Linked DNA regions of Homo sapiens: region 2 is linked to region 1. Evidence: chromatin contacts called from ENCODE Hi-C or POLR2A ChIA-PET data. All regions are on one chromosome and are shown on one strand. The core of a region is the stretch at or near the end of the contact, and the rest is flanking DNA. Distances in the headings are between cores, read along the strand shown. Region 1 holds the start of SLC16A10 (solute carrier family 16 member 10). Region 2 overlaps SLC16A10 (solute carrier family 16 member 10).

The links. Hi-C counts contacts between places; a loop is a spot of excess contacts on that map. ChIA-PET counts read pairs that join two places held with the same protein, here RNA polymerase II (POLR2A). Pooled maps may share reads with other maps.
Region 2: a loop to region 1 is called in a map of psoas muscle, with 2.2 times the contacts of the local background. The contact joins the enhancer-like site here to the promoter of SLC16A10 in region 1. A Hi-C loop is called at or near these places in 9 of 168 maps with a recorded cell type or tissue (CD14-positive monocyte, CD4-positive, alpha-beta T cell, CD4-positive, alpha-beta memory T cell and 5 more), 1 of 37 single-sample maps with no recorded cell type and 13 of 50 pooled maps. POLR2A ChIA-PET finds 5 or more read pairs at or near these places in 8 of 52 experiments (CD4-positive, alpha-beta T cell, CD8-positive, alpha-beta memory T cell, HEK293 and 5 more).

What each region holds. Positions count from the first base shown.
Region 1 is chr6:111,086,076-111,088,775 of GRCh38, reverse strand. It overlaps SLC16A10 (solute carrier family 16 member 10), which reads right to left and starts at 1,273. Exons shown (of 6, transcript NM_018593.5): 1 at 681-1,273. The coding sequence starts at 1,023. RefSeq lists silencers at 703-882, 913-1,592 and an enhancer at 390-890.
Region 2 is chr6:111,127,769-111,130,468 of GRCh38, reverse strand. The region is part of intron 1 of SLC16A10 (solute carrier family 16 member 10); the gene reads right to left. Among named protein-coding and RNA genes, the nearest start is that of SNORD166, 15 kb to the right of the region's middle. Within about 2 kb of position 1,253, at least 5 of the 41 ENCODE cell types and tissues checked have a DNase peak (open chromatin) inside an H3K27ac peak, as active enhancers do; they include gastrocnemius medialis and psoas muscle, where a contact is called at or near this core.

The sequences.
Region 1 (2,700 bases), core at 24-2,523:
AAAAATGTCAAAAAACACAACAGGAAGAGGGAAGAAGCAACCCTTCACCTTCCTCATCCTAGTCCCTAATCCGGCTGCCTCCCGTGTTTTCTACATTTAACCCAGAGGGCAAAAAAAGGCGGGGGGACGGGAACGCACGGAACCGTGACTCTTGCAGGGCCCCCTTTGGAACTCCAGTGACCTTCGTACAAATCTCTTTCATTCCTCCAAACTCCACCCCCCGCCCCGCCAACATACGCACACCCCTCTGCGGCCCAGGGAGGCAGGTGAAGAACTACATAACTGGCATAGTCACGAAAGAGACCACAAAAATGACAGGGCGATGACTGGGGTTGAAGGTTCTGGGGTTCTGTTTGTTTTCAAACAATAAAAGGAAGGGCTCCTGTGGACTGTTAGCGTCTGCTCTGCTGAGGGGAAAGGAGGACGATCTCGGCAAGTAAGTTCTGCGACCTGCTTGCAAACACACAGCTCTGCAGCTGGATTCCATATAAAGACGGGCACCCCGAGGCCCCAGAAGCGGCAGGCTCTGTCTGCAACTCGAAAGACCCCCCTGCTCGCACCCTCTGGCACAGGGACCCACCGACATGCACACTCGGAGGCAGACACAGCCCACACGCGGGATGCGCTCGGGGGCCCCACGCGGGTCGCCCAGGCTGGCCTCGGCGGGCGCCGCGCCTCACCTGTCTTAAAGACCATCTTGTCATCGTCTTTGGAGCCGAAGGTTTCCAGCATGGACACGAAGAGCACCCCGCAAGCGTTCTGGATGCCGAACACCGACCCGTTGCACCACATGGCCGCCAGCATCACCAGCCAGCCCCAGCCGCCCTCGGGGGGTTCGGGGGGCTCATGGGGCTCCGCGGTCGCCGGCCCCGCCAGCTCCACCTCCACCTTCTCGACAGCCGCCTCGGGGCTGTCCGAGGGTCCCGGGCCGGGCGGCGGAGCGGCCCCCGTGGGCGCGGGGCCGAGCGGCTGCGCCTCGCTCGTGCCCCGCGCGGAGTCCGGCTCCTCCTGGGAGAGCACCATGGCCCGAGGCGGGCCCCTCAGGCGCCGGAGAAGCGCGAGGGACGCGAGTTACCAGCGGGCTCCCGGAGGAGCTGCGGGGCTCCTGGCGGGCTAACGAGGCCGAGGCGAGGGCGGCGGAGCCCCTGGCGGGCGGGCGGGCTGGCAGCGCGCAGGCGGCCAGCGCGCAGGCGGCCGCGAGGACAGCTGGCGCGCGCGAACACCTCGGGGATCGACACTGAAGCCTCTAGGTCACAGCCCCGCACCCCCGACTGAGCCCACTGCCAGCCGCCGGTTCTTAAAAGCACCCCCCGCCCCGCCGGCTGGGGGCGTGGCCGGGAGCGGGACGTGCCCCCACAGCCTCCAGATGATTGGGCCTCGGAGAGCGGAGGCGGGGCGCCCCGCGGCGCGCGGCCCCAGGTGCCCGCGGCAGACGCTGTCTGCGCGCGCGTCTGCGACGGGGCCTCCTCCTGCTCAGAGAGGGGCACAGATGTGTGGGTCACCCCGCCTCAAAGCATGAGCAGAAGGGGCGCGTCTCCTAGGTGCGGGCGCGGTGGGCCTTCAGGAGAGCCACACTGGATCGTTAGCCTCAACTCACCGACACAGCGTCACAGTCACACTAACATTGTCTCGATTGTGTTTGTTTTATGTTTTGGCATTCACCTCTCAGTACTAATTATAATATGTAAGATTCGTTATGCCACCTGGCTTCTTAAATAAGTCATCTGAAGGATCAGAGCCCTTATTTTATTACTTCAGTTCCATTCTCTTGCATTCGTATACAATTTCCTTATGAATATTTGGCACACCAAAGATGCTTATTTTCAGTCCTCACTGGACTGCAATTCCGAAGTCTTCAACCAACAAACATTTTTAACAGACAGCTAGAAAGCATTACTTTTCAACTACATCAGAGTCGTTTTCACTTTAAACAAAAACTAAAACCTGTATTCAACTCCTCTGTCTCCCTGAAGCATGGAGTGCCATCCTATGTAAAAGAAAAGAAGAGTAACCTGCTATGCAATATTGAGGATGCTTCTTAATTTCTGTTATTCGTATTCTTCACTTCAATCAAAGTCAAAATATGCTAGTTACTTGATGTGCCCACCACTGTGATAGAGTACACAGATGAGTGCGATTGATCTCGTTTCTGCCTCTTATCAGTTGATAAACTGGTAGGAAAAAAGAGTCCTGGGAGAGACTAGGAGGCTCAGATGATGTGTTATAATACATGTACAAAAGAGAGAGATGAGATAGTCCCTTAAATTCTCTCCAAACACTGTAGAAGAGCCTCTACAGCAAACAGCCTTTGGCCGAAGCCCTGATTCATACATACGACTTCAGTGGGTCAAGACAGGAAAAGAGCATTCCAGGTAGAGAAAATAGCATAAACTAAGGAAAGCAAGCCGTGCTTGGTTGTGGAATGGGGAACATAGCTCAAGTGTAATCTGCCTTAGAAATGAGGGTAAAATAGTAAACAAAGGAATAGGCACATAAGTGCACAAAAATGTATGTATGAAGATGATACCCCAGTATTGTTGGAAATAAGGAAAATTTGGAAGTATAATGTACATTGGTAGAAGACTGATTAGATACTTACTTTAAAACCTCTAAAAGTTCTGAAGGTCATCTGTATTTATTGACTTTGAAAGTTGTCCACAACATATTATTGGGCAAAGAAAGCACATCGATTATATATTT
Region 2 (2,700 bases), core at 4-2,503, 42 kb before region 1:
CCATCAAAAAAAGAACAGCTTGGGGAAAGATGCTTCTAAGCACTGTTTACATGTAAACATAAAGAAACTAGCAACATGTCAGTGAACAGATTCACTGAAGACCATCTCAGCTGTCTTCTAGAGGGCACATAAACAAGTTCCCATAGTAGAGAAGAATGCCTTCACATGAGTTTAACAGGAAGACCTTCTCCCCTAGAAATATTGTGTTGACTCCACTGTGATGGGATTTCGTTTAGAACACATTCCCCATGACTATACATGCTACAGTACTAACATGTGTCTCTTGTTTTTTGTTATGATAAAGTGTGGCAGGGAGCAGGTCTTAAAAGCACACAAATAAGTGTTAGAAGCAAACTACATACTCTGACATGATGACTGTGTCTCATAACCAAATATTCCAGTTGGTAACTCCAGTGTAGGTTTTCTTAAAGAAATGATAGCTTGAACTTAATGCAAAACCTAATTTTGGAATTCTAGTTGTATAAATTATTTTCTCAGGATTTTGGATTCTGTTGTGTAAGATGACCTCAATCAGACTAAACACAATGTGTCAAAGCAAAAAATTAAAAAAAAATCACTTTGAATTTTACTTATTTTATGAGGGAGAAAAGAGAAACAATTGTCTCTATCAGTTGTCTCAGGCCTTCTGCATTGAGATTTAACAGCATCTCTACTTTGTCCTGTGGCCTTTCACTCAAGTTGTCCCTTGTCACACCCAGAGGCCCAAGAGAGAAAAGGCAATTTGGATATGGGGAGCTGTCAGTAAAGATTCTGAATATGGGATTCCATCCTAAGAGTGTCTCAAGTTATATCTTGGAGGCCTTTGAATGCCATATGGCTAGTCTACAGTTATACAAATGTAAAACTTAAAAACCACTTTGAGTTAAACTGAATTTAAATACAGAATAACAGCTTTATCACTAAAATAGCATTTGTCAAGAACTTTGTTCTTTCACTGATAAAACTGGCTTTATAACATGTAACTATTAAATATAAAGCCACTGACAAGAACAAAATATTGATAATTCTGACAAATTATAATGCATTGCCTATTCACTGAAGTGCTAACCTCAATTAAAGTACCATATCAGGTAGAAATTGTTTTGTTTTTCCTATTTTCTAACACTGAACTCAACCAGCTTGATAGTTTCACATCAGTTCCAAACCACTGTACTTTTCCACTTGTGCCCCCAACCCCCCTTCCTTCTTTGCCCACTTTCTTGGAAGCCTGACAGACTGCTCCAAGGTCCAAATACACAGCTGTTCCTTCCAAGGCCAGCTCCAAAACTGACATGGGCTGCCTGGTAGGCATCATTCCAATCAATTAGTAATGCCTCGTAACCTTTTCATGTTTCAGTCTTTTCCTTTTCACTGGAAAGACTTACTGCCTAACTTTAAAACCTGTTATAGCATAATGTTAAATGAAAAATAAGTAGATACTCTATAACTGTGTATAAAAATGAAAAAATATGAAATATGAAAAATATGAAAAAATAAAACAATTGAAATGAATATGAAAATTGTTTTATTTTTGAATATGAAAAAATAAACAATTGAAATGAATATGAAAATTGTTTTATTTTTGAATATGAAAAAATAAAATGAATATGAAAAAATATGAATATGAAAAATATAAAAACAATTTGTTGGGGTAAAGATTTTTCTTGATTTACAAATTTTTATAATTATTATTATAGTCTGTGCAATAAAAAAAAACCACTAAGGAGGTAATCATCATAATCTGTCACTGGCAAGCCCCCTTCCATCTTCTATAAGGAACAACACACTCTCTTTTGAATACAGAGGTATTCGTTCTCTCCTCAATAAAAAGCCTTCCTTACTGCATCCGACTTCGAGTGGCACACAGGTGGAACTCGTCCAGTAGAAATGTTTAGAGTGTGGTGTTATGGAATTAACATCTATATTTTTTCTTCAAACCAACCAGTGTGTCTTGATCAGCCAGCCTTTCTTCTCCAACAGAAGAGCACCGCTCCCTCTTCTTATCAGACCACTAAATAATCAATAAGTAATCATTAAACATATGATTGTGAAGAAATAATTAAGAAAACAGTCTCTAGTGTAGAGTTAAGTGTAGGTTTGAACCCTGGCATCACTGACCTGCTACGGGACCTCAAACAGATTAATTAACCACTCTGTGCCTCATTTTCCTCATCTGTAAAATGAGAAGGAAAGTAGCAGAATAATGGAGATAAAAAAGCTTGGAACTGGCTCTTCGTAAGCACTCAATAAATGTTTACTATAATTATAATTATTATTAGAATGCTAACCAATTGATGATAACAGTTAAACTGACAGAAAGATTCAAAGAAACAAACTTCCAAGGAAATGAAACCCTGTTTTAAGAAGAAAATTCAAGGGTATCACTGCCCCTTTTGGCCTCAGTAGAGACGAGAAAAGCTACTAACAGTCTAAAGCCTCAGAGCAAAGGCAGCAGTAATCTTGGATTGGGCCTGGATTCAGCTTGGTGAATAGGGAAGACGACCCAGTCCACGCAGGTTCACTCATGTAATCTCAAGAAGCCACAGTTTCAACAATGTCCCTCTCCATGCACAACAGGATTTTGCTTTTTCTCCTAACCCCCACTACTTCCTAATCCCTATTTTGTGTCTAGTGTTTAGAAATAGCCTTTTCACCCATTTCCCTCTACTCTGTTTCCACCCTTCATGCCCCTTCGGACTG